3 separate regions of the Homo sapiens genome follow, and regions 1 and 3 are each linked to region 2. The links are chromatin loops, found by intact Hi-C in ENCODE. Cell type or tissue: OCI-LY7. All regions are shown on one strand. Each heading gives the region's core, and the rest is flanking DNA. Links, peaks and the distances in the headings are about the cores only. Region 1 overlaps TNFRSF21 (TNF receptor superfamily member 21). Region 2 has its middle 50 kb from the start of TNFRSF21. Region 3 has its middle 37 kb from the start of CD2AP.

The links. A loop is a pair of places that touch in the nucleus more often than their neighbours do. Peaks named below come from ENCODE experiments on the same cell type or tissue, not always from the same donor. Only the 100,000 strongest peaks of a DNase experiment are listed, where the experiment ranks them.
Region 1: a loop joins it to region 2, with 12 times the contacts of the local background. A loop is called at or near these places in 1 of 110 quality-filtered maps.
Region 3: it touches region 2 in a loop (7-fold over the local background); 1 of 110 quality-filtered maps calls a loop at or near these places.

What each region holds. Positions count from the first base shown.
Region 1 is chr6:47,244,677-47,250,785 of GRCh38, forward strand. All of the region lies in intron 4 of TNFRSF21 (TNF receptor superfamily member 21), which reads right to left. Among named protein-coding and RNA genes, the nearest start is that of TNFRSF21, 62 kb to the right of the region's middle. In OCI-LY7, for the core only: no CTCF peak of the experiment used is centred there; DNase peaks (open chromatin) are centred at 1,265, 2,055, 2,935 and 4,015; H3K4me3 peaks cover 4,183 bases; H3K27ac peaks cover 5,000 bases.
Region 2 is chr6:47,356,904-47,363,012 of GRCh38, forward strand. No RefSeq gene overlaps it. Among named protein-coding and RNA genes, the nearest start is that of TNFRSF21, 50 kb to the left of the region's middle. In OCI-LY7, for the core only: no CTCF peak of the experiment used is centred there; DNase peaks (open chromatin) are centred at 1,108, 1,728, 3,708 and 4,208; H3K4me3 peaks cover 3,499 bases; H3K27ac peaks cover 5,000 bases.
Region 3 is chr6:47,437,629-47,443,737 of GRCh38, forward strand. No RefSeq gene overlaps it. Among named protein-coding and RNA genes, the nearest start is that of CD2AP, 37 kb to the right of the region's middle. In OCI-LY7, for the core only: no CTCF peak of the experiment used is centred there; DNase peaks (open chromatin) are centred at 1,533 and 3,303; H3K4me3 peaks cover 2,810 bases; H3K27ac peaks cover 3,271 bases.

The sequences.
Region 1 (6,109 bases), core at 426-5,425, 110 kb before region 2:
CTGTGAAAGTCCAACTGTAGATCGATCAAAGTTTCCTCTGTGGCAATTGTTTATTAAAAAACCAGGAATGACATTAGTCTCTCCCAAGGAAATGGTGAAAAATAAGTGATGAAAACCTCGAAATTAACTGATATAAAATAAAACCTACTGCTGACCATGATGCAATTCCTCATCAGCAAGTGTACCTGTTATTGACACTTGGGTTATAACAGAATAAGGGACACTTTCACAAACACAGAGTGGAGAAGCTAGGCCAAAGCTGGAAGCTATTCAACTTTATCCAAATCGGTGTTTTGCCTTTAAAAAGAAAAAGTGAAAATGTGCTCTCCTGCACTGGTAATTGATGGAGAAAATAAGCTTCTTTTCACAGTATTGATTCTGATTTCCTCCCAATGCACTTTTTGAGAAAGCCAGGAAGGGTGTAGATTAAAGGGGTGGGAAATGTCATCCACTAACAGACCCAGCCTTTTCTGAATGGTGAGACACTCTGTCTCAGAAAAAAATTAAAGCCCACTTCCATCCCTCTGTATAGCAGCTTCACAGAATATATTCTCAAGTCTGGCTCACATATCTATCCCTCCTATAAAACTGTCAGCATCCTAAGGGATGATTCTGCTTTGTGTTTTGTTTTGTTTCATTTAGTATCTCAGTGCCTGGTACAGGGCTCAATACATAATGGGTGCTCTGATAATCTATTAAATAAATTGTCTGTGTTGAATTATCTCAACCTTAAAGGCAATACTAAGAAGAAGTGTGTGTGTGTGTGTGTGTGTGTGTGTGTTTGTGTGTGTGTGTGTGTGTGTTGGGCAGGGAGTGTATATTAATATAAAGACCCCAAGAATCTGTTTCCTAGACTTTTCTCCTTACGATCTGCATACAGCAAGCTCAACTACTATATTTATTAAAATTCTATGATGCATATTTTTTTCACATTTTAACATCTCTGAAATAGAGGTGTCTCTTACAATTATAATTAACAGTATTTTCTTTCTCAGTAATACATAATGACAATGGTATATCTTACAATTGACATGGGATTCAATGAAATATAGTAATATATCTGTATTAGTCAGTTTTCATACTGCTATAAAGAAATACCTGAAGTTGGATAATTTATAAAGAAATGAGGTTTCATATGCTCACGGTTCTGCAAGCTGTATAGGAAGCATGACTGGGGAGGCTTCAGGAAACTTATAATCATGGCAGAAGGCAAAGGGGAAGCAGGCATGTCTTACATGGTCAGAGCAGTGGTGATAGGGGGAGGTGCCACATGCTTTCACACAATCAGATCTCGTGAGAACTCTATTGCAAGAACAGTGCCAAAGCAGGAAATCTGCCCACATGATCCAGTCACCTCCCACCAGGCCCCACCTCCAACATTGGGAATTACAATTCAACATGAGGTTTGGGCAGGGACACAGACCCAAACCATATCACTATCTTAATGAGAATATACCCACCTATACTTCTCAGGACCATGAAGCTTGCTAAATAAACCAGCTATAGAGCACCCAGACAGTGTTTGGGACACAACAGATATTTAGCAAATGCTGATTTCAACTTAATGTGCATTTACTGAAAACATAATGCATTTGCTGTCAAGTCAAAAAAAGGACAATGTAGAATTCAAATTCCAACACAGAAAATAGTTGCTAAGATTTACTGAGCCCCCTGCTCTATGTCAAGTGCAGGACTGGGCATTTACACTCACCTCTATTTCTCAGCAAGATCTTTACAAAGCACTTACAAAGCTTGGAGACTGTATAGGACTTGCCCAAGGTCACATAGTGAGTGGCAAAAGCAAAATTCAAACCCAATTCAGAGAGACAAAGTCAAATTCTTGAATTTGTCAGTTCCTTCTAGTAGTTCCTGGAGATTCAAAGTTCAATATCTAGCACGTGACATGAACTGGGATATTAAAACCTTATTTCTATACCTTAAATATTACAGAACAGTTAAGGGTTTCTAAAAAGCTTGCTACTGAGCAAAACAAGGATGTAAGTAAAACAGACGTTCTTTGCAGAGTCAAAGATTTGAGAAGCCCTTAATATGAAAAAGCAGGTGGGGCTTCCTAGGCAGAAACCAAATGTGAAAGTTTCAGGAAAGAAGACCAAAATATAGTCTTGAAAAAAAACTAGTCTGATTTTTTTAAGTGACTTTCAAATGGACAAATATATATCTGCTCTAGCTTTCTATGTATTTTTTTGGCAGGTTGAGTACTTCTTCACCCTGATGCTTATAATTCCTCATGCACACTTCTATTATAACATTTGCTTATCCCACTGAATTATAATTATTTGCACACGTGTCTCCATCACCACAAGTGAGTTATTGAAAGGCATTGACCACTTTTCTTCTTTATCCAGTACCAGGCTCACAGCTGGTGTTTGACAAAAGGTTGTCAACTAACTGAATGAAACTTTGGACTATGATAATAAATAGAACAGCCTGAAATGTCATTAAAAATCTAAAGCCTATTTATAAACATTGCTCCTTTGTGCGCAATGACAACTTTAAACACAAGCATCACTAAATGTTCCTGGTTCTATGTGTGTCAGCAATCCCTTTATAATGTCCTCTTCTCCTCACCACCCCAGAAGTTCCCCAGAGCCTGCAGTCACACCCCATGAATTAAGTAACTTGACCTTAAATAACCCTCCATGCTGCAGTAACACAGCAGAGGGCAGCTGCTAGATACATGCAAGTTTAGCTGTTACCTTAGGTCCTCAGGTCTTAGGACAAGATCCCTAATTTCTAAGAGATGACAAATTGGAAAATTAATGACAAAGACTAATTTGAATAGCCAAAAAGTCAACAGTTAATGTACAGCTGGTATTTGCTTCAACTCGTCCTCACTGTATTAAATTTCTGAAAATAGCTGGTCTCAGTCAGACCCGTAGATAAGGACAGCTGCATCCTGCAGCTGGTAAGCAAAAAATCAGTAACTGTAGTTCCCTCTGCAGCAGAGGCAGGAGTGCTGCTCTCACCAAAATAGAAGGCCCAGTACTTCTCTAGCTGTTGGGATTCTCTGAGTTGATTACACAGAGCAAAGCCATCCAGGATCCAACACAGAGTCTACTATAGTAGAGAGAGAGAGAGTGCCTAAGTGCACAAATGCTCTGTTCCTGAGACATAGGTCCCCTATGTGGTTCTGGAAAGGACTAAAATATCCTAACAAAGAATAATTAATTCTATTATATAGAAATCAACAACAACCACCACAAAACATTGGCGGTGGGTCCACTGGTTGTGAAATTATAGTGTAGTTTTAATCTGCTTAATCTTATGGAAGGAGAGATAAGAAGTAGAGCATTGATTCTCCACTCCGCTTCCTGGTTAACATCAGTCCTTTACATTTGTGAATCTCTGATCAAAGCAGACAGCTAAAGTAACAATTTATATTATTTTAAATTGTTGTGGTTGTTTTTAATACCATCATTTTTTAAGTATCTATAAAATTTCTTTTTCCACCCCTTTCTCTCATGAAGCAATGAAGGGATGCTGAAACTCTAACCACAGATATAATACTTCTGAACCTAGCTGCAAAGCATCACTTTAATATCTCACTCTAGTATGGCCCCCAGTAATTTGATTATCAAAATTAATTTTGATAACCACTCAGAGTGTGAAGGGCAGGTTCTGTAATTCCCATTTTAAATGGAAAAATCTCAGAGTTAGAGAAATTGTTTGCCCAGGGTTTCCTAAGGAGAAGAAACAGACTCCTTTCCTCCCACCCTAGCCAAGGCGCAGGGAAAGAGTGCACTGGTTAAGTCTCTCTGCACATACAAAGGCTCTAAAATAAAAGGGGGGAGTGAAAAAAAAACATAGAAAACCAAATCATAAGGAAAACCAGAAATTCACTTGCTCAATTTTGTTTCTCTGACAGCTATTGAGGAAGCAGACCATTATCTCCCTTGCTAGAGAAAACATTCCAGCCAGCCTAGGAACATGTGCTCAGGCAGTAAGCAACACATAGCTACAGTTAGCTGGGATTTCCAGCTCTGGGGCACTGAACCCAGATAGCACTTCCTGCTCGGCCACCTGCTTTCAGCAGTCCTGGAATTGGGTGAACATCCCCACCCAACACTAAGTGACCCTCAGTATTCAGCATCTAAAAGACCCATTATGTGTATGAGTTTTAGCTAGTTAGGAACATTCTTCCATCTCTCTTGCCTCCAGAGCCTGGAAATAATTGCAACTATTAATAGTCAACATCTGACAAATGCTTACAGTGGGTCACACTCACCTCATTCTCAGAGTAACCCATAGGACAGGCACGCATGTTGTTCCTATTGTCTCATGAAGAAACTGAGGCAGAGAGGCCAAGTAATTTACTCAGGGTCCCTAAAATGACTATGTTGCCAGGACAGGGATTTAACCCGGCACACGTCTCCATACTGATGTTCTAATCGGAGCCTTACTGGCTGGTTAGATGGCGATCCAGCACATTCCTCCTCCCAACCTCTTGGATTTACTCCTTCAGATTATATAAGTATGTGTAAACTTCTTCCTTCCATCCAACTGTAAGCTTCCTTGATGGCATTGACTTTGTCTTACTCATCTTTGCATTGCCCAAAGTGCCTGTTATAATACTGTGCACAAAATGTGTTATGTCATATAGATTTAAAAATAAAATCACATCCTCTCGTTTGCTGGTTAGCAGGGGAAACTTAAATCCAGGCATTAAAGGACTAAAGGAAAATAACTGGCAAGCTAGAATTTTATTTCCAGCTATCCTTCAAAAACTAAGGTGAAATAATGCAATTTATTTATTTATAAATAGGCACTTTTCAGACCAAGAAAAACAGAGTTTACTGCTGGAAACCTACACATAGAAGTATTCTTTAGGCAAAAGAAAAATTTTCTCAGGTAGAAGTTGAAGCTCCAGGAGGAAGGTATTAAGAATGTTAAGAATGGAAAAGATCAATATGCAGATAAATCTGTGTGACTCCTGACTGTGTAAAACTGTAATAACTCTGCCTTTTAGCAGTATTAAAAGTGTAACATTAAAATTCATGAAAACAAAAGCGAAGTATAAGAGGAGGATAAATAGGATTAAAGTCTTCTAAGGTTGTAGTATCTGTAAAATGGTAAAAAGTACACATTTATTGCCTATATCTCATAATTAAGCATGTGTGTTGTAATCCCTTGGGTATCCCTTAAAAGTGAAGTAAAAAATGTGAAATTAACAAGCTAACAGATGAGGAAAAATGGAATAAGAAAAAAATACTTGATTATTCCAAGAGAAAGCAAGAAAAGATGGAGAGAGAAAAAAATAAAAAAAGACGAGAGGACAAATTGAAAACAAAGATGTGGTAGATTTAAACCCAAATATTTGAGTAATTACATTTTAAAAATTACATTTAAAAAGCAATTATATAATTACATAAAAATGTAAACACACTGAAATTCTCTAATTATCAAAAGCTATCAGACTAGATTTAAGAAAAAAATCTGAAATATATGCTTCTTATAAGAGACATTTTTTAAATAAAGACAGAGAAAAAAATCAAAGTAAAAGGATGGGAAAAGAGATAACATACAAACTGGAATGCTGTATTAGGGCAGTGTTTTGTTTTTTAATAGCTTTGGTAAAATTGCAATAACTTACAACTATTATCCCACTGTTTTGCTGCTTATTCCAAATGCTCATGTCCCAGAAGGGAAGAATAGCTATGATTCTGGAAGGCTGGGTTCAGTTTAGATATTGAACTTGAAAGAAGAGAGTGCTGAAAAATACAGCTCATACCTCAGATAAAGAAAGAGTCAGACTCTGAATGGGTTTAATTTAAAAATGGCTAATAGGCCACCATGGTTAATAATGAACCGGCTGTTCTTGACAGAGGCAACAAAAAGCCACACCAGGGCTAATCCTTTTAGTGGAACATAACATAGGCACTTTCAGGCTTATGAAGAGAAAAAACATTGACCATTGAAAAAAAATAGTCATTTTTACCCATTAAGAGTCCAATAACTCCTGGGGCAAAGCCCCAAATCCCCAGCAGTACCACCATACACAGGGAGTACAAGCCCATCACAGGATGAGAATAAGGAGTCTCAATTAAGCCCCCTGCCTTCTGATTCACTTGTTAGATGGGACAAATTTCAG
Region 2 (6,109 bases), core at 710-5,709:
GCAACCTATGCTTACCTCTGTCATTACACTTATCTCTCAAGATGGTTACTCTTGTTTGCTAGCCTGTCTTCCCTTATACTAAGCCCTCTAAAGGCAGAGAGTCTATCTTCACCACTGTTATAGCCTTGGCATCAGCATAGGACCTAGCACATATATACTTGAGTGTATTTGGTTAGAAGGTAAGTATGCCAACCTTATTCTACTTGAGATGTTCACCTATGATCTTCTTCCTTCCCAGAATATTCAGAAAAACTAGGACTTGTTATTTTCAGGAAGAAATACATCAGCACCTTCTCTAGCTAACAATATTAATCATCACTACTCTCAAGTCATTTTCCATTTTTTATTATGTTGACACAAAATTCTTGTGAGGTTGAAAGAATTGTATTCTCCCTCATTGAAAGATGAGGAGACTGAGGGTCAAAGATGTTAAATTACCTGCTCAATACCTAGTGGTATGCTGATTAAGGTTTTAAAATGAGCTTTTTCTTGGTGGAAGGTATTGAGGAAGCCCTGACTTACAGCAATTTGCCAATATCCATGGTGTAAATACTCCCACCATAGCAAATTTCAAGTAATCCACATGATATCCCTGAACATGAAGTGGGGAAGAGATGAACACAATTGCACGTAGCTCCAGTGTGAGCCAGCTCCAACACATTGCTATATGAGAAAGAGGATTTGTGGAAAGGAGGTATCAACTGACATTTTGAGTACTTGTTAAGTATTGAGTAATCTGTAAGGTGCTTCACCAATGTTATCATATTTGATCATGGTAATAAACCTTTGAGGTAGGTATTCATTATCCCTATTTTACAGCAATGGAAAATAAGACTTGGGTTAGGTAACATGCCCAAGGTTACCTGCTAATACACAGGATGATCTTTGGCTAAATTAATGGCTAACCCTACTGCCTTCTCCTTTACTTCAACTCTCGTTTATGTATTTGGGTTCTCCCTTGGCCTTGGTAAAAGTCTTATTTGTATCTGGACTGTGATTCTATGCTAGCTCCCTCAAGGCTCTGACCCAAGGGAAGGGTCATACCAGCTTGACACACCAAAGATTCTTGTAGCTTCACTTCCTACTCTAGAGAAATTTATGTGATCTTGTGGTTTCCACAGAACAGAAACCTAGTGGAGGCTGAAGTGAGAAGTTTCAAGTGGGCAAAAAATGTTTGTGTGGTGGCTCTGGCTCCAGGGCATCCCTCTGCAAGCTGGTTCCATAGTCAGTGTCGATGTGAGCATGAGACATGAAATAAGACATCATCATATGCCCTCTTTCTTCCTAGAATATCAGAAACAATAACTCCTACTAGTTATTGAGTAGTACAATGCAGCACATGGTTTACATACATGTCACTCATTAATTTAAAAAAAAAACCTGGAAGGTTTGTATTGTTATTCCTGTTTTAATCTTGGAAATAAGGCTCAGACATTTAAATAACTTGCAAAAAGTCTCTCGGCTGATAGTGGCAAAGCTAGGATACAAATCTGGGTCCGCTTAACTTCTAGGTACATCGTGTCTCTATACTTTCATGAAGCACAACAGTGAAATCTGCTCTCCCAGCAGCCTCTCTTGGGTTCCTTTTATGCCTTTTGTTCCTGTTGTTCCGTGTTCCCTTGCTTGGCTTGGTCTATTTGATGTCTGAATGTTGGGCAAGTGACACCTGGCGTGTGGGCAGACAGATAATTAAAAGACAGATTCCACCTTTCCCGTGTTCTCTTTGGTTAGACAAACAGCAGCTAATGAAGCTTGCTGACGTCAAAGTTGCAGTCCTGTGGGAGGGTATGGTGCTCACACACCCATTTCAAAGATCAGCTGGCCAAACAGAAGACTAACGAAAGAACCAGACTTAGTCAAAACAAATAGGTGAGAAGAAAAGCCTAACACTTCATCCCATTGCCTCATCATTAGTATCTGTTCATATACATTACCTTTGAGAAAATGGCAATATTCTGTAACTTTATATCTAAAGGTACATTTCAGGGGTTGGTTTTTGTTTTTGTTTAATCCCTGCACTTTGGGAGGTCAAGATGAGAGGATCACTAGAGCCTGGCTAGGGCCTTGTAAATTAGATTGACAAAAGACAGATTAACAAGAGAAAAACAATTTATTAGCATGTGCATGGTGCTTACATACAGGAGTACCCATAGATGACTAACTTAAAGGATTGGTTCTAATTTGAGATTATCTAGCATCTTAGCCGAGGAACAATACATTTTTAGATAACTGACAAGACAAAGGAAAAGGACTTTGCATTTCTAGGGGCAACAGATTGTGGAAAGGCAAATACATGAGGAAAAAGTGGAAGGTTAAGGGCTAATTAGTAAAGTTTGTTATGTAGGTTCCTCTGGTGCCATCTCTAGGCTCATAAAGGTCTAAAGTTGTCTATGTTGATTAACTTTTGTTCTTCATAGTAGAGAGAGGGGGGGACATCTACGCAAATTTATGCACTGTTTTTAGGGAAATAAAGGATAGAGAGGTTTTCTTGTATCCGCATCTTCTCAATTGCCTTCAGCTCAAAATAATCCTGATGCCAAAATGGCATATTTTGAAGTGGTATATTCTGCTACCCTCCTACAATGGTAACCAGTAACTTCTGTTTTTCCCAATCAACATAAATAGTAAATAATTCAAGGAATCTATTTTTCCAAAATCTGCCTTAAGTCTCCTTGCACTGTTCCATTAATCTTTCCTGTGTTCCAGTGATTTGTGGTTGCAAAGTTTGCATAATGAATTAACTGAACCATGTTTGGAGGCCTTTAAAACCTGCCAAACCTTTTGTAGCCAAACTTCTAACTAGTCCTTTAAGTCCTGAGTAACAAATAGTTTGGATTGAAAAAAATAATGGTTGATTAGGCAAAGATACTTATTAATTATTAAAAGGAAATTCAGAAAGTAAAACAAAAATGGAAGGTAAGACTCTTGCCCCGGGAAAAGCACATCAGTTAAATCACAAAGAAACATGGAGGAGAAACACATGAATAAGCATCAATCTGGAACTTTGGGCCTGGTGGAAAATATACAATTAAGAAAGAGTGAAATTCATTCAGGGCACAAATATTTACCAGGAGATGATTTTATGCCAGTTCCTGCTCTGGACACTGAGGATAAAACAATGCATTAGATAATGTCCCTGCACTCACTGGTCTTATGTTCTAGTGGGAGACAGAGGCAATACACAATTTATCAAATAACTATGTAATGTAATGTCAGGTACTGTATGCAAAATGAAGTAGGGTAAGGAAATACAATTGGTTGTGGCAAAATAGCATCTATTTTATATAAGGAAATCAAGAAAAGAGGGGACATTTTGATCAGAGACCTGAATGAAGTACAAAGTATGGGGGAAGAAAGTTCTAAGGAGAGTCAAGGCAATACAACATGATTGGCCTTTCAAGGACCAGACGAAGACAATGAGGACAGAAGGGAATGAGTGGGAGGATCTTGGTAGGAGCCCAGATTCTGTAGTCTTTTAGGGTGTGGTAGGAATTCTATCTGAAGGCCATCACACACCAGGAGCCACATATTTCAGAGCTCCCTAAAATACAGCTCCTTTGTATTCCCCTTCCAATTCCTTCAAAAGACATTGCTTTGACACACTCAATCTGAGAGCAGAACAGATGTTTAAAACATGGGTCACAGCCTACCATTAATGGAGTTAATTATAGGAGCACCACCAGAGCATTTGGTTTTGAAGTGTGAATTATTATCCTCCCCCACTTTCATATCTCTAAATGCCATATGGGGAGGAAGTGGAACAGAGGAAGAAACCAACCTTGGTGAGCTTTATTTCTGCTCAGAGGGTTTTTACTTCTGAGTATCCAATTTGTATTTAGATATACCCTCATAGTTTATTTATTAGGGGATTTTTAGATTTAGCTTTTAGCAACAATCACTTGATGGCCAATGGAAATAAAATGCAAGAAACATATGTAATTTTATATTTTTATTTTTAGTTTTTTGACATGGAGTCTCATTTGGAGTGCAGTGGTGCGACCTCCACTCACTACAACCTCCACCTCCTGGGTTCAAGCAATTCCCCTGCCTCAGCCTCCGAGTAGCTGAGACTACAGGCACCTGCCACCATGCCTGGCTAATTTTTGTATTTTTAGTAGAGACAGGGTTTCACCATGTTGGCCAGGCTGCTCTCAAACTCCTGACCTCAAGTGATCTGCCCACCTGCCTTGAGTGATTGGCCTTTGAGAAATAAGAAAATCAAGCTTCAGAAAGACTAGTTACAATGTTCAGTGCCACCCAACAGGGCTGGGTAAGGAGATTTCACTACATAGGATCCTGGTTTCCATCTCAGGAGCTCTAGACAACTCTCCAAGACACTGTCACAAGCCATGAGGATCTAAATATGCATGACTGAGGGAGATGCTGACAATGGGGTTACTTTAGGAAATGCTGATAAAATACTATCTCCCAGAAAATTCACATTAAAAGAGTTGATAAAAACACATTGGGGGATATTTTTCTCTTTGAGTATCCACTCTCTCAGACCCAACTTCCCCTTTTATAATAGATATTTTATAATATCCCTTTCACTACCCTGAAATGAAATTCACAGATAATATAACCTCCTGTTTGTTTGTAAAATGCAGATATGCTGTAGACCCAGATCATTATAAACAGGTTTTTCACCTACGTGAATGTCCTCAGGAACATATGACAAGTTGGGGACAACTTGGGAAAGTTGCAGAGGACATGGGACAATTCTTCAAGCTGGAGTGTCTCACATATCCCAAGGCAAGGAACAACCCAGATCCTTGCCCACTCTGCCGGTAGTGCTCCCCTTCACTGTAACCCCACAAAGTCCCAAAACTCTCCCGAGGTGGCATTACATTTCACATCAAAGTTCTTTCCTTTTGAACATTAGCATATCTAATCTATAGCAGAAAGTTGGGCCACTTGCCTTTAACCATGTGTTGTGGGTGGAATGGCTGTCCTTGAAAGGCTGTCTACATCTCAACTCCTAGAAGTTGTGTATGTGAGCTTATTTGAAAATGTCTTTGCAGGAACACAGCATGCCACATAGTGTGTGATGAGCCAAATAAAAACTTGAATACACTGTGACCCCTTTACAAAATCACCCAGACAATGTAAGACAGCTTCCCCCTCTTTGATTCAGCTTTCAAAGTCTGAGTGTCTCCTTTACTGAAGCCAGAACCACGCAGGAGGCTGGAAAAGTAATGATGATGATGATGATGACAATGATGATAATGACCATGATTATACCGATAATGTTAAGAATCTCATTTGAAAAAACCTTTCACAGTTAGTTGGTACACAAGTCTCTGGCTTTTGGAATTGGCAGCTACAAAATTAAGTTACAAGAAATTAATCCAGAATTAGTCCCACTGAATGTATTCATCAATTTGACCACCAAAAGGTACTTGTCTAAATTTAAAAAAGAATTATTAAAAAAAAATTCACAATGTGAGAGGTAATTTTTTGTCTATATTTTTAAAAATATGATGAAACATATTAAGAACAATGCTATGTTTTAAATCATCTCTATAAAAATGAAAATTCCTATGTTTCTACTTTAAAAATTGATATTATGAAGAATTAAAAAGCATAATTTAGTTTGTATTGTCTGTCTTTCTGAGAACAATCTATTTTTAAGTCTGTGTGCTACTTGCTGAACAACTAACTGGGACATTTCACTTTTTTCACATTGGGGAAAAAAAGCTGGCTTTTATATTTTTAATATTTAATCTATGTTTTGATGCAGTTCACTTTGCTTTTATATACTATACTGCTAGGCACATTATTACTATTTTGTTCTCCTATTATATATTAGAAATGCTGCCTTCTTGAAACTCTTAGGAAATGTTAATGGCTAAAATAATGCAAATTTTTTTTAAAACATTCTAGCAGAGGTCTTTAAAAATGCATCATATTATTTCCTGCTCTCTTATACAAATATTCTGTATCTGTTTAATCCACTCTTATGAATGACTGTAATACAATGATACTCTCAAGGGTTGGTGGAGGAGGTATTGAAGTTTATTGATCACGAAGAGGATAAATATGATGACATTAATTTGTTCTCCAACATACCAGGCATAGTTCTATATCGCGACCTTTACACTGGCTCTCC
Region 3 (6,109 bases), core at 308-5,307, 80 kb after region 2:
TGAAAATGTGCACTATAATTGTTTGAATTCCCTAGGTTAAAAATCTCCGTATAAATGTCCTTCATTCTTCTTTTGACTACTGAAAGTCAATAACACTTTATCAGTGCACACGAACTCCCACATATACTTCCCACACGGGCTGTTTCAAATTCTTCCTAGCTCATAGTTCTCAGTTCCTCCTCACTGCTGTCATTAAAGTTGATGACCTCTGTCACCTTCCTGTGGTGGGGCAGTTTGTATGGTGCTAGTACAACCAAGGTATACTAAGGATCATGCTCTTTTCCACTGACTGGAAGCAACCTGCCAACCCTGACCATCATGCCTATAAGGGCTCGTGGATTTTACAACATGGATGATGAAGGAGAGGATGGAATAACAGCTCCAGGGGAGCATTCACATGGACTCAGAAAATAATTCTGAATGCAGGCTTCACTGAGTCCAGACTTCAAGAGTGGTCTTCTTGAGATAAATCAAGATATATCTATCATCACAACTCTGGCTAACTTTTCACCTGAGTGTTTCCCCGTGTCTATCACTTTTTCCTTTTCCAAAAGTCTCAAAGAAAGAGTGGATCCCTTTCAAAGGCTAACAACCCTCCTGTGTTCCAAATTCCATTTCCTTCTTGCAGTCAAAATCTCCTCCCCCAAATCTCCTGTTCTCCAGTGGAATATATTTTCCTATGTTTCCAAGAAATTTATCCTTGTGTAATCATTTCTACAAACATGTAGTTCATCTTAAAATGGGTGAAATACGGGGACATGTTTTTATTCCTCATCTGTAGATACTTCTTTGTTAAATCACTTTAGCTGCCTCTTTCAGAATAATTTTTTAATTTTTTCTAAATATATTTATTTTCTATTCTTTTATTATTGTTATTGCTTTGCTCAGAAACTTCTAATTCATATGTAGAAATTCTATTTGGTATAACATGCTGTCAAGAGTGTTTCTGTCTACTTAACCCAACCTATGGGACTCTCATGACACTTAAGGTGTATAGAACAGGACACTGATGAGGATAAAACCAACACTAGAGGATGGAATGCCCTTGAAGATCTTCATATTAAAAGGAGTTTCCTGGTTGGGCGCAGTGGCTCACACCTGTAATTCCAGCACTTTGAGAGGCTGAGGTGAGCAGATCACTTGAGGTCAGGAATTTGAGACCAGCCTGGCCAACACTGTGCAATCCCTTCTCTATCAAAAAATACAAAAACTAGCCAGGTGCAGTGGCACACACCTGTAGTCCCAGCTACATGGGAGGCTGAGGTGGGAGCATCACTTGAACCCGGGAAGCGGGGGTTGCAGCGAGCCGAGATTGCACCACTGCACTACAGCCTGGGCAGCAGAGTGAGACCCTGTCTCAAATACAAAACAAGACAAAAAAACAAAAAGGAGTTTTCCTGTATGACCATGGGCACTTAAAGTACAGGGTCCAGGAGAAGTCAGTTAACACCAGATCATAACTGTAGCATTTCTTTTGTTTCTGAAAAACTCTCAGATGTTGTGACTTTGCATGATAAGAGGAAGCTGCAAGAAGAAGTCTTGTGCTGGGGAAATAGAAATAGACCACAAGAAATGCTTACTGTCTCAATTAGCGTCAGCTGTCCCAACGCTGACCTAAAAGGAGCCCAATATTAGTCTATTAGGAGACAGGCATGGGGCCGGCCCTCTCTGGCCAAGAATGGATACTATGAAATAAATGTCTGGAACCATTGCACTTCTCTTCTCCCAGATGTCACACCCGCTTCTTGGCAGTCAGGGCTTTGAGCTCATCACATTTGGGTCTGGCCTCATGTGGAAGATGTAATAATACCTACGAAGGACTTTAGGCAAAACATTCTATTTTCAGAATAATAGAAAAGTTCTGATTTGAATGCTGTATGCTAGTTTCTAAATTAGGCATTTTGCACAAAGATATCTAAAAGTCAGCACTAGTCAATTGTGACAGAGTAGGCTTCTGGAAAAATAGAGAAGCAACTTCACTTCTGAGTTGAAAACTTAATTTTTTATATATAGGTATTCCTGCCCTACCTGCCTAGTTTCCTTAAAAAGAAACACATTTCCACTTCATAGCTTCCTTTACCCAACTCTCCGCTTTTCCCTTCTTTAAAATAATGACAACACTATGTGAAATGTGATTTGTTGTCAAAAAGGTGGATGAACAGTTGATTCTTCAAAATATTCATTATACCCTTTACTATGCCCTAACTCTGTGCGGGACATTGGCAAACACTGGGACTGCAATCTGCAAGGATTCTGTAGGCCCTGCCCTTCTGAAATTTAGTTCCCAGAATATTGTTTCTCTACCATTTTTTCATTATTGCCCCCTAAGAAACATTTTTAGACACTCCTTTCCTAACTGCTCCACCATGGAATTTTGATACCACAGATATCGTGTATATATTTATGTACTGTGTCTATATCCATGCATTATACACAGAAATATCAATGGCTTTTTGCTCCCAAGAATCAACTTTCACTCCCTCAGGGGTAATGTTATCCCTGTTAAAAGTGTATATTCTATGGCAGGGCGTGGTGGCTCATGCCTGTGACCCCAGCACTTTGGGAGGCCGAGGCGGGCAGATCACCTGAGGTCAGGAGTTCGAGACCAGCCTGGCTAACATGGTGAAAACCCGGCTCTACTAAAAGTACAAAAATTAGCCGGGCGTGTTGGCACATGCCAGTAGTCCCAGCTACTCTGGAGGCTGAGGCACAAGAATTGCTTGAACCTGGGATGTGGAGGTTGCAGTGAACCAAGATTGCACCACTGCACTCCAGCCTGGGCAACAGAGTGAGACTCTGTCTCAAAAAAAAAAAAAAAAAAAAAGAAAAGAAAAGAAAAAAAATGTGTATGTTCTAGGAGAAAGAAAGAGAATAGGCAAACACATAAGAAAAGTAACTGTGATGAATAAAATGTAGGAAATAAAAAGGGCTGAAAATTAGGGTACGGTTACTTTGGATAGGGATGTACAACCATACACCTGTAGGTAAGCTCCAGGAAGGATGCCCGTAGCTTCCTGGTCTCATTTTCCCTGGAGCCCAGTTAAAGTCCCCCACCTGAAATTGGAAAGGAAAAAAAAGACTAAATATAATTCACTAGAATACAAATAACTTCTGTCTTCCTGTTATTCAAACAAAGTCACATTAAGCCATGTTCCTCCTTTATACAAGCTCTACACCCTAAACAGCAGAGTTGCCAAAAGCTGGACACTCGAGGAATACAATTTTATTGGTCACGTGTTTCTGTGCAACTCTGAATGGGTCATTGTTTCTTAATAAGGATGTGAGGCTATCAAAGTTAAATTTAGCTCACCATGGTTGTGGTGGAACAAAGCCGATATATTTGCATAATGCTCTCCTACATAGGTGTGTTCCAGCAAAATAGTGAAGGCAGCATAATTGAATGCTGAAAGACAATAAAATGTTCTGGCTAAGAGCACTGGAGTCCAGACCACTGTCCACAAACAGGCAGGTCATTTAACTACTCTCTAAGGCTTAGTTTATCCATATGTAAAATGAGAATATTATACTATTATATTGTTTTTTCTTTTGTTTTTTGTTTTGAGATGGAGTCTCCCTCTGTAGTCCCGGCTGGAGTGCAGTGGCGCAATCTCAGCTCACTGCAACCTCTGCCTCCCAGGTTCCAGTGATTCTCCTGCCTCAGCCTCCTGAGTAGCTGAGATTACAGGCACATGCCACCATGCCCGGCTAATTTTTTGTATTTTTAGTTGAGACAGGCTTTCACCATGTTGGCCAGGCTGGTCTCAAACTCCTGACCTCAGGTGATCTGCCCTCCTCGGGCCCACAAAGTGCTGGGATTACAGGCGTGAACCACCGCACCCAGCCTATATTGGGTTGGGTTTTTGTTTTGGTAGTACTTTCTAGTTGTGCTATTTTTTTTAGGGTAAAAAAGGTTAAAATTTGGTTAAATCAAAGCAGGATCTCTGGTATTTAATCATGAGTAATATTTTGCCTAATATGCCTTTTAATTACACCTGGCTTTCAATTACATTTGTTGATTTTTTTTCTAAATTGATCTGTTATTTTATTTAACCCCTTTTGACTGCTAAGTTACATTTTATAAGTGTAGTTTGTACTACCCTTCATCCAGCACTATGAAATGGTGATTTTTTTTTTTTTTTAGAGTTAGTGAATTAATACTAATAGTTCTGCTAACTTTGGTCCTTCCAAAGACTTATACAATTTGAATCCCATAATGTTTCAAATCCAACTCTCTGTCTCCCCAATTCCTCCCTGAATCTGTATCAGCTTTGAGATGCCTATCTTGGTTATTGGCATTGCCATCCTGATACTTTTTTTTTTTTTTTTTTGAGACCGAGTCTCACTCTATCGCCCAGGCTAGAGTGCAGTGGTGTGATCTCAGCTCACTGCAACCTCCGCCTCCAGGGTTCATGTGATTCCCATGACTCAGCCTCCCGAGTAGTTGGGATTACAAGCACCTGCCATCATGCCCAGCTAATTTTTGTATTTTTAATAGAGACGGGTGGGCGGGGGGGCGCGGGGTTCACCATGTTGGCCAGACTGGCCTCGAACTCCTGACCTCATGGTCCACCGGCTTCAGCCTCCCAAAGTGCCAGGATTACAAGTGTGAGCCACTGTGCCCAGCCTTTTTTTTTTTTTTTTCTGAGATGGAGTCTCACTCTGTTGCCCAGGTTGGAGTACAATGGCACAATCTTGACTCACTGCAACCTCCGCCTCCTGGGTTCAAGTGATCCTCCTGCCTCAGCCTCGCGAGTAGCTGGGATTACAAACATGGACCACCAGGCCTACTAATTTTTGTATTTTTAGCAGAGATGGGGTTTCACCATCTTGGCCAGGATGGTCTCAAACTCCTGGCCTCAAGAGATCCCCCGCCTTGGCCTCTCAAAGTGCCAGGATTATAGTCATGAGCCACCGCACCCAGCACCATCCTGATAATTATCTATGCTAACCCTCAGGGTCATCACGTCTCATGCACAATCCAATTTCTCACCATGTGTACGCAATATTTCTGTCATGTGTTCCTGCCTCTCCATTCCCTTTCCAAAATCTTTCCAAGTATATTTTCTCAAGAGAGGTACTATTCCTAAATACCAAACATACACTCAAGCATAGTATAAGGGATATTTGTCATGTCTGAGGCCACCTAGCATGTTTAAACACCCTTCCTATGTTTGGAGAATTCCGCATATGATGAGCCCTTTCTCAAGGCAGAAGCTAGGACTGGCTCTCTTACCCTATCTTAGTTAGGATATAGCGATCCAGCCAGGGGCAGATTCCAGTTTTGTAGGGGTTTGACCCTAATACAATTTTGGGGCCTTCTTTTTACAAAGCAACAAAATTACAAATTTAAAATTAGGTTTAAAAATTAACTTCACAATTTGAATGAGAAAAAAAAATCAAAACTACAAATTTTAGGAGATAACCAGTACCATGAACACCACAAATCCAGAAAAACAATGTAATTTTTAAATCAATAATTTGCCTAATGTACCTCTTTAATATTTTTCTTCATTATTTTAACTACATTATTTTAACTCTTTGATTATTAATTCACATGACAATGATTTCATAATTTTTCATATTAAAATATTTTTGTAGAGAAGGGATCTCACTAGCTTGCTCAGGCCGGTCTTGAACTGCTGGCCACAAGTGATCCTCACACTTTGGCCTCCTGAAGTGTTCGGATTACAGGCATGAGCCACCACATCCAGATCTGTGATTTTTTTTTTTTTTTTTTTTTTTAGTATTTATTGATCATTCTTGGGTGTTTCTCGGAGAGGGGGATTTGGCAGGGTCATAGGACAACAGTGGAGGGAAGGTCAGCAGATAAACATGTGAACAAGGGTCTCTGGTTTTCCTAGGCAGAGGACCCTGCGGCCTTCCGCAGTGTTTGTGTCCCTGGGTACTTGAGATTAGGGAGTGGTGATGACTCTTAATGAGCATGCTGCCTTCAAGCATCTGTTTAACAAAGCACATCTTGCACCGCCCTTAATCCATTTAACCCTAAGTGGACACAGCACATGCTTCAGAGAGCACAGGGTTGGGGGTAAGGTTATAGATTAACAGCATCCCAAGACAGAATTTTTCTTAGTACAGAACAAAATGGAGT